Regions from separate parts of the Mus musculus genome. Here region 1 is linked to region 2. A link is a loop called in an ENCODE intact Hi-C map of the cell type or tissue named here. Cell type or tissue: left cerebral cortex. All regions are shown on one strand.

What was found. A loop is a pair of places that touch in the nucleus more often than their neighbours do. Peaks named below come from ENCODE experiments on the same cell type or tissue, not always from the same donor. Only the 100,000 strongest peaks of a DNase experiment are listed, where the experiment ranks them.
Region 1: it touches region 2 in a loop (2.5-fold over the local background); 2 of 42 quality-filtered maps call a loop at or near these places.

Annotation. Positions count from the first base shown.
Region 1 is chr5:118,557,465-118,562,464 of GRCm38, reverse strand. It overlaps Med13l (mediator complex subunit 13-like), which reads right to left and starts at 1,746. Exons shown (of 31, transcript NM_172424.4): 1 at 1,608-1,746. The coding sequence starts at 1,679. In left cerebral cortex, CTCF peaks have their summits at 1,513 and 2,338; DNase peaks (open chromatin) are centred at 1,270, 1,642, 2,300, 2,578 and 1 more place; H3K4me3 peaks cover 2,775 bases; H3K27ac peaks cover 1,759 bases.
Region 2 is chr5:118,735,368-118,740,367 of GRCm38, reverse strand. Med13l (mediator complex subunit 13-like) reads right to left here. Exons shown (of 31, transcript NM_172424.4): 15 at 1,833-2,053; 16 at 1,368-1,573. Among named protein-coding and RNA genes, the nearest start is that of Gm42015, 110 kb to the left of the region's middle. In left cerebral cortex, a CTCF peak has its summit at 2,714 (motif pointing right); DNase peaks (open chromatin) are centred at 2,465, 2,693 and 4,385.

The DNA of each region.
Region 1 (5,000 bases), 180 kb after region 2:
ATCAGCCTGCTTACAAGAGTGGGAGCAGGGGGACTGTGTCACTCCTGTGTCTTTGTAGGCCAAAATCATGCTTGATTTCTTCATCAGCATGAAAACAGAATGACACTTCCAAAGTTGGCAACAATTCCTCTTTCTCCACTAGTCTCCAAGGGGAGAAAAAGCATCTATGCCACCCATAATTAAATGTAACTAATTACAATTTGAACACTAAATTATTTATCCAGTGTAAACAAGGACTAAAAGGAAATAAAGCTTCTATCTGCAGCAGGGGTTCCAGAAAATAATTTGCAATAAATGCATGCTCTCCAAAAGTCAGCACCCTCCCCCCCAGCACCCTCCCCACCAAAATTGGGCACACAACTAAAATAAGTTGAGTTTTTAAGGCTAAATTAAATAGGCCGTTCAACCAATTTTCCAATTATATTCTACGCTTGAAACATAATTGCCTTACATCTGTTTACAAATCTTTGCTCAATATTTAAACAAATTCGTACTCTCCCGGGCACATAGCTACACACACACAGTAACTCAGGCACAAAGCGCGTATTTAAAGACCATGCACTCCCATTATCAGCGTAAGCGCCGGGTTTAACAACGCGAATGTTTTCAGAGCTAGGTAATACGACCCAATAAAAAGCAAAGATGGCATTTACCACCAAATGTCACTGCCACCGCCAGGAAAGAGTTGCTGGAGCTCTATACATTTTTAATTTCGACGAATCGAGCCGCCGTCGCCCGGTGCCAGGCTTCCAGAAGAACAATTGACACCCTAAATGGTTCGAGATTAAGGCAGGCGATGCACTTCCAAAGCAAAAGTTGTCAATTATCAGAGGCGAGAGCGGGAGAGAGGAGAGGCGAAGGCAGATAAAAGCGATGTTATCAAACCGCCCAGCTTGTTGCTCGTGTGTGTGTGTGTGTGTGTGTGTGTGTGTTCCTTGTTAAAGCAGAGAAAACAGTTTTTAAAGGCAGCGGAGGAGAGCGAGGAGCAGCAGCTTCCTCCACCTTCCGTGGGCTCCGAGCAATGGCTCTCCCGCTCTCCGGCGTAGTAAACCCCGAGAGGCGGGCGGCTGTCCGTGTTTACAACGGCGCGAGCGAGCTCCGGCTGCCAGAGTCCTTTTCCCTGACACCATCGCCTTCCATCAACTGTTTTCGGGCGAAATCGCAGGTGTCATTGTGGAAATATTAAAAGGAAAAAAAAGGGAAAAAAACGGAGAAACAGAGGAAGAGAGAAAGAAAAAATCAGAAGGCAGACGCCGGCGAGTGGGAGAGCAGCCGATCCGATCGGGAGAGAGAGAGAGAGAGAGGACGAGCCTGCAGCTCACCCGCGCCGGCGGCTGCACAAGGCAGAAAAGCCTTCCACATTTCGGGGAAGGAGGAGAAAAAAGAAAAAAAAAGAAAATAAGGGGGGAAGGGGAGGGGAGGGGGTGTGATTGCCACGGAGGTGGGCGCTCCGAGCGCGCCCCGGCGTCCGCAGCGCCCCGACTTCCCCACGCACGTCCACGCCGGGCGCCGCGCTCGCCGACGCCGCCAGGGCTCCGGGAGGAGAAAGTTGCGCGGCGGGGAGGTCGCGCCCCCCAACCCGGGCTCCCCCCCGCCCCGCCACTCACCAGCGAGAAGAGGTTGGAGTGACAATCCTCCAGGCTCGCCCCGTTCGCTACCCAGTTCGCCGCGGCGGTCATGGTCCTCCGCGAGCCCGGCCGCCAGAGCGGGGCATGTCGGAGCGGGCCGGGCCGGGCGGCGGCGGCGGCGGCTCCCGGGCACCAGGGGCGCGAGGCCCGCGCGGGAGGCCCGAGGGCGGCGGTGGCGACGACGGCGACGACGGCGGCGGCGGGGGGCGCGGGCCGGCAACGCCGCCCGCCTCTGTCGCGCAGGGCCGCCGCCTCCGCCTCCGCCTCGCCGCCTCGTCGGCCGCCTTGTTTATCTCCAAGCCGGCGGGCGACTCGCCCTCGGCCGCGCCGGCGCGGGAGGCACGCGAGCCCCGCAGCCGCCCCGAGCCGCCGCCGCCGCCGCCGCCGCTGCGCGAGCCCGCGAAGGGGGGGGTGCGGACGAAGCCAGCGGGCGACCCCGGCAGCCGAGCGCCGTCCCCTCCTTCCTCTTCCTCCCCACCCCCCCCCTCCTCCCCAGTCGGCCGCGCTTCTCCTCCCTCCCCGGGCTCGCTCGCTCTGACAGCAATGGCGGCCGCCGACCGCGGCTCGGCCCGCCATTGGCTGCGGCGCGTCACGTGACGGGCGCCGGCCGCGCGGGGGGCGGGGGAGGGGCCGCGGCGGCGGCGGCGGCGGCGGCGGTGGTGGCTCGCGGGAGGCGCTGCTGAGCCGAGCGAGCGCGGCCCTCTCGGAGCGGGGTGACGGAGCCAGGGAGGGAAGAGAAAGAGGTGCGGGCGGCCGTGGGACGCCGGGGCTGCGTGGACGCCCCGCCCTGGGCGCGGGCGCGCGTCGGGCGCGGGCCGAAGAGGGCCGCGGCTTCCCCGGAGCGGCCTCCGAGCCCCCCTGGGGGAGCATCTCGGGTCCCCGAGGAGCGGCGTGGGCCGGCCCGGCCTGGCCGAGCGAGCCGAGGAGTGTCTCCTCCTCGAAACCTCGCGCGCGACCGCCCGCCGGCCTGCCTGCCGCAGCGCACCGGGCGGAGGAGTAGGACTCAAAGAGACACAAAGGCAGCGAGCGAGGTGCTTGCCCGGGGTCGCGGGATTCGAACCCAGGCATCGGGAAGCCAGGGCTCGGGACTCACTGCCTCCCGAGCGCTGAGCTCCTAAAGCATCCCGGCTGCTGGAGCCCTTGGCGCCCACTCTGTGCGTGCACGCAGGCATTCCTTACATAGATGATCCCAGCGCTCTTAGGTGCCACATTCACACTGGGCTATGTGGAGGGGAGCAGGCCCTTCCTCCAGCTCCAAGCGGTCAATAATAACCAGCATCCCTTCTTCAGAGAGTAATGGGACTGGGAGAAGTGCTGATGCCGGAGACTGCCTTCCAGGACTTTTCGTCGTGGAAATAGAGAAAGGGAGAAAGTTGACTTGGAAAGAGGTAGAATTAGGCAGGCGTATCTCTATGAGTTCCAGGCCAGCCTGGTCTACACACTGTCTCCAAGAAACAAAGGAAGAGTAAAACGCTGGAAAGAGCGGTGGAAGCAAAATAAAGCGGGCACAAATCTGACATATGAATGGAGTTTTGAGACTACCACAAACCTTAAACCCTGGAATGAAGGTGGCCCGAACACATAGGTCATTTCACAGAGTCCTCAGAATCGGGGTGCAATAGCATCCCCAAGGTCCCAGTTACTGAGTGGCTCAACTCCTGAACTATCTGAATTCAGGAGGCTCTGGAGAGGATGCCAGGAGCTGGCTCTGCTACACCTAGCTGTGACCCTGCCCAGCAAAGTTTAACTATGCCTCATTTTCTAATCTGTCCAAAGCAAATCCTAATTGCTGACCTGCTGACCTCAAGCCAAGGTCACACATTTCCGTTAAGATGCTATTGGGGGAAGGGTTACAAGGGGGAGTTGCCCGACACTTTATGCACACATGTGGTATTACTGAGACCTGAGCAGTCAGATGGTCCATCACACCCAGAATCCACGCATACTCATCACACGCGTAGGCAAAAGGCTATGAGCTGGTCACAGTCTAAGCAAGTCATAAGGGGAAGGAAAAGGGGGGTGGGATGCTGCACAGAAGCAAAACCAAACAAATAAGAAACAGTTTACAGGGCTGGAGATTTGGCTCAGCAGTTAAGAGCACTGACTGCTCTTCCCAAGGTCCTGAGTTCAAATCCCAGCAACCACTTGGTGGCTCACAACCACTCGTAATGAGATCTGACTTTCTCTCTTCTGGTGTGTCTGAAGACAGCTATCGTGTGCTTATTTATATATATATAATAATAAATCTTTTAAAAAACAAGAAAAACAGTTTACAGATTAGGAATGCTAGCATTTCTAATAAAATAAATAAAATTATTTTTTAAAAAATGCTCAACTTTATATATTGCTAGGACCAGATATTTGTGTCCCACTTACCATTCATGTTGAAACACTACAAGGGACAGGTTTTCGACATGGTAGTTAGCACGTGGATGAATTCCTTGTCTTGAAATAAGTGCCCTCTGAAGAGACATAGGAAAACTTGAGTCCCCCCACCCCTATCCCCCTTTGCCATATGAGGTCATTACCAGGAAGGAGGCTGTAACTGGACCAAAATGGGTCAATACCTCAGCCTTAGTCTTCCCAGCTTCCAAAATTATACAAATAAGTTTCTGTACTTTATGTCATTTAGTCTACCAAAACTCAGTTAACACAAGCAATTCAAACAGACTCAGGTATACTGGAAGGAAATCAGAAGTTAAGATCACACTGCCAATGTCAGCTTTTACACATGCAGAAGGAAGCAGAGCCCTTGGGTCGTAAGGACATGAGTATAAAGCAGCATCAGAGCTTTGGATGCCCAGGCAAGAACTCTCCACTGGGGCTGCAGAGATGCTCTGTGGTTGAGAGCACTTGCTCCTCTTGCAGAGGACCCTGGTTCAGTTCCCAGCACCTATAACCTTCTGAAACTCCAGTTCCAGGCGACCCAACCTCTTCTGCCTTCCACAAACACCACACACATGCATACATGCATGTTGAGATAGGGAGGGAGGGAGAGAGAGAGAGAGAGAATATGGGAGCAAAACACACACATAAATTTAAAAGAATTTTTAAAAAATAACAATTACATTTACAATGGGTACACTCTTTGGCCCGGTAATCCTCTTTAGAGCAATTCAGACACAAATACAGGTGTATAAAGGCTTGGAATGTAACTAGTATGAGCTGCCGTGTTGTCTGTAGGGCAGAAACTGGAATCAACTATGTGTGCAGCCATCTGGGAATAGCTAACAAAATAATTTAATTCCATGCAGCCATTAAAAATAATGAGTCGGTGCTATGTGTTCTCAATGAGACCGACCCAACGTGTGGATTAACTGAGATAGCCCTAGAAGGTTACCATGACACTACATGTAACATCAGACGCCTCTA
Region 2 (5,000 bases):
GTGAAGCAGAGCTAACAACAAACTAGCCACATGGTAGGGGTCAACGCTGACATCAGACCACGACACATCAGACCGTAGGGGAAAAGGTACCTTCCTGTAAGCACAGGCTCTGTAGCAATGCCAGCCTAACCTCTGCTGCAGAGGGCACAGGGCAGGAGTGAGTGATGGGTATAGTGACAGCTCAGAGCATGACGACTACCAGAGCCTGTCCAGAGAGTCTGGGGCTGAGGCTGCACAGCTAGAGCCCAAATGGAGCTTGGCAGCAGCCAGGCCAACCACTTGCAGGGCAGCGGCACAGTCCTCTCCCCTCCCCACCGTGGTCTGCTGCCACTGGCTGCTGGAGCTTTCCCAAAGCTCTGGGGAGAGGGAGCCCACTGTAAGGCGTGGGAGACCCAGGTGCAGCACCCTTCAAGCCCAAGTAGCCATTTTATAAGGCAGAGCTGTCACACGGCATGGTGGTGCTAGCTCCCAAATCCAGGGTCCTCCTGTCATTTTTTTCTACCCAGTTCCTCATTCTGACACTGACTATGTAAATCACTGGCGTCTGTCACAGACATGTGACAAAAATGAGTCCTGAACCAGAAATTTGTTTTACTTGTTCCTAAGGCTTATCTTTGAATTAGTGGTTAACATTTTAAAATAAGACAATATACATATTCAATCTCCCTGCCTGACAACTGTCCCTAAGAAGGGGCATGTGCTGGAGCCCACTCATCTCCACAGTCCCTGCAGTGAAACCGAGCAAAACACCTGCAACCTGCACTTGCTTGCTTATCCATCCACACATGCATGTGGCTCAGATGCACATTTGCATTCGCAAATTATCTGAATAAGAGGTTCTTTCTTTCAAAGAAAGCGGAGTCTGCACTGCTGGTATAAATACTGTTTCTCCGGCAGGTCGAGACAACCAAGTTACCAGCCATGTCTACCTTTACTTTCCCCAACCACACCTCAACCTGTTACTGCTTTACCTAATTGTAAAGTCCCACACTGAAACCATTACCTTACAAATCAAAGCTCCTCCCACTACCCACAAACATCAACAACTTCAATCAAGTGTAGATTCTATGGCAAACACCAGCTTAGAATCACACACAGCTCTCTAATCTTAATTTGTATACAAACATGCAAGTGCGCACAAACACACACACATACATACACACACACACACACACACACACACACACACACACACAGAAGAAACATTTAAAAATAAACACACAGACCCGCACAAGACAACATGGTCAAAAGGAAACTAAGCGAGCAAGTGGTCTCAGAGACTGAGCCACTGTGGCCCCGGGACGAGTCTGAGAAAACAGTGAGGTGCTATCACATATGGTAAGGGGTAGGTAGAGTCCCACACATACTTGTAGCCGTCTCTAATAGAAGAGGCTGCAGGGGGCATGGGCAGCTGTTCCATCTTAGGAGGGACCGCCCATGAGGGCCGGAACAGACAGGCGTCAGGTGTCTTCAGAGGCAGCAGGCAATGGCTCGGCAGCGTCTTCAGTGGAGCAAACATGGAGGATCCCACGAAAGGCTGGAACTGCGGCACTTTGTGCACATAGGAAAAGTCCTGTGACAATGAAATGGGGTTGGCTTAATGCTGGCAAACTAGAGCCAGCCACGGTGGCTCGGTGCTTCATAAAACCCAGGCACAGAACCGACTGTAATTCAATAGTTCTCTCTAATAAGTAAAAAGAAAAATCTGATGCCAAAGCTGTTGATGGAGTGACTTCTACTGACAAGCTCCAGTTTCAATGGTCCTTATGCACTCGTGTGTGTGGCCCACTGAAAAGCACCCCAGCCCTGGGGAAGCCCAAACTGGTTATTACCTTTATCTCCTCTGGCTTGGGGCTTCCTAAGCCATCTTCCACTTCCATCCTAAACTCCGTGAGGTGTGTGGGGACCATGCTGACCACGGGACTCTCCATCATGCCCAGTGCAGTCACTGTCTCTGAACTTACTCCATCTTTATAGTTCATCACAGGAGAAAATGCAGGGTGCTGTTCCAATGACGGAGGGGTGGGGAACATCCTTTGCAAGTCTGCAACTGCTAAAAACAAAATTAAAAGTGCATCTTAACAGCAAGATTCCTCAAAGCTGAGACAAGCAGCCAGGCACAGCAGTGTCCACACAAGGCTAACAGAATGTCAAGACACAGGTCACCCTCAGGCGGCCACACTCCCGAGCCTCCCCCTCTCAAGGGCTGTATGGCATGGTGTAATGCTAATGCAGTGAGCAGAGTCTGCAGAGCATGTCACTTTCTTCCAGTAACTGATCCAGAAAGAGTCAAGAAGAAAGTGAAAGCAATCCAACTACATTATATATTATCAAAGTCTATCTTCATCTGCAAATGTTTATGAAAGAGTAGAGAAAACAGAATTGATTTAGAGCAAGGCTGGGGTTGGTGTGACTGAGTCATAGTCCTGCTGTCTGGGGAATGACTTCATGCTGTCTCTCTAGACTCTACAGGTGCTGTCAACAGGACAGGGTACACAGTGGCCAGAAAACAGTTTACAGTCAGAGTCTAGCAAGTTGGTGCACATTCCTGCCTTCTGTTCCCAGCAAGGAAGGAGGAGGGCTTAGAGAACCCTGTCCTCACAGAGTCGGTATATCCAATAACAAACAGTTCATGAACTGGTGAGAGGCTGAGTCTCAAAGCAGGCTGTGCCTAATACAATGCAAGTGGAGGTTACAGAGCATGGCCACTAGGTGGTGCCCTGTGTTTGGAACTAGGAGTTTATGATTGTTATTATTACTTTTGATGTCCTCCCCATTTCCATAGCTAATGCCTTTCTTAAAGCCCCAACATTTAACTAAGCACCTAGCCCTTAAGCAGGAATTAATATGAAACAATGAACTTGATTATGCAGATTGTGACCTGGCTGCTGCCTCTGGCTGCATACTCTCCAGGGTCCACATCCTCCAGGCAGAGCTCAGCTGTGGCTGGGAAAGATCCTTCCTCAGTGCCTCATCCACCAACTAGCAGCAAGTCTCCCTTAGATATATAACAGGCTTGCTTGCTTTCCACCAGGACAAGAAAGCTTCCAAGAGCTCACTACAGGGAGGGAGCAAATGGACACCTGGAACGGGGGTCACAGGCAGGGGTGAGCGACCTTTCAGAGCCTTTGCCTCTGATTGCTGGCTAGTAGTAGGATTTACAACTTGAAAATGCCTGCAACTAAGAAGGCCAGGCAAGGTAACTATTGGAAACTCTATACACAAATTATTGACTCTAAAGCAAGAGAAAGGTCTCCAATCAAATCAATGTATTTTATTTCAAACACAGGGTAAGATTACTGTAGGGTACAGGCTGACTGGAGAAATGTGCACTATACCTCTAACATTTCCCCAAGCTCAAGAGCAGCAGCTCTACTCTGTTAACATGGAATTAAAGCAGAATTCTGAGAGTCAGAACAGTGTGCTTCAAACTATGGCAAACCAAATCAAGGCTTTAGAGAAGGAGTCTCTATCTGGGGAGATGAGGGCAGAGTGGACAGGAAGGGCTGGAAAGAAAAATTCAACAGGGAACAGTGAAACGACGTGTGTGTTTCCAGAATGGACTAACTTAATGGTGGCAAAGCCTTTAATCCCAGCAACTCTGCAGTCTCAGGAGGCAGAAGTTGGCAGATCTCTGAGTTCAAGGCCATTCTAATCTACACAGCAAGTTCCAGGGCAGTCAGGGCTACACAGTGAGACCTTTCCAAACAACAAAAAAATTACAAAAGCTGGAGAGATGCCTCAGCAGTTAAGAGCACTGGCTGCTCTTGTGGAGGACCCAGGTTCAGTTTCCAGCACCCACATGTATGGCAGCTCACAACTGTCTGTACTCCAACTTCAAGGGATCCAAGGCTTCCAAGGGTACCTGTACTGTGAGCAAGTACACAGACACACCCACACACCCACATCCATTCTCTCTCTCTCTCTCTCTCATACACTCACACAATTAAAAATAATAAAAATAAAATCATATTAAAAGTTAAGACACATAAATAAATAGCTTTGTTTTAAATTTCCTGTAAGAATCATGGTAAGTTTATTTCTGCTGAGGCCACTTGTCTCACTAATGCTATAAAAAGTTACAGCCTCGTGTTTTCAAAGCCTCCGGCACCCTGCTCACTTCCACAAAGACAAGATAGAATTTCCGTTGCCACAGGCTCACTTTAAAGTGCTCTCCACATTCTTACCATCAAATACTGCTAAGGGAGGCCTACTGTCAACGCCACCCACACTGTAGTAAATAGCCTCACCCTGCACACTTACAGAGAAGGCAGGGCTCAGGTGAGCACCTGGCAGCACATGGTGCCCACCTCTCAACTAGGAGTGCAATGCCATGAGAACAGTGCTCAGACACACGCTCTAAGAGCAGGCCCGGGCAACTGTGCACGGGGAGAAAACAGCGAGTCTGGATTCAGATGCCAGGCAGCCATGGAGCCTGGCCAGCACTTTGCTGCTCCTAGAAAAGGACATGGGCAACTCCATGCAGGACTCAAGGGCTGAGCCCTGCTACTCCTTCCTCTCGGCCTTTTCCCGCTCTCCGCCCACCTCAAACCACTGGCTTCTTTCTCAGGATCCTCCTGCCTCAGAGGATAGAGCAGAAGCCCAAGCACAGAATTAAACACTCCGAATGGTCCAACTAACATTTTGTTTTGTTTTGTTTTCCCTTAAGATTCATTCTTAGAAAAAGAAAAGATATAATTTTAAAGAAATTCATAGGCAAATGGTCTGCTCACTGTATTGATCCTTCATTGTTACATACACAAATTAGTAATATGGAATCTTTTCCTTTTACCTGTATGCACTAGCTACAAGTGGCTACTGGGAATTCAGAACACAACAGAACTGGAACAAACTGACACAAGCTGTACACACAACACACACAACTCTAGAGCGCCCCGGAAGTGCTCTATGACTTCTTGTCCTTGGCTACATTAGAAATGACATGTGATGCATTCATTAACAAAACTCCTTCCATGGGGTGTCCTAAGTAGATGTACAAG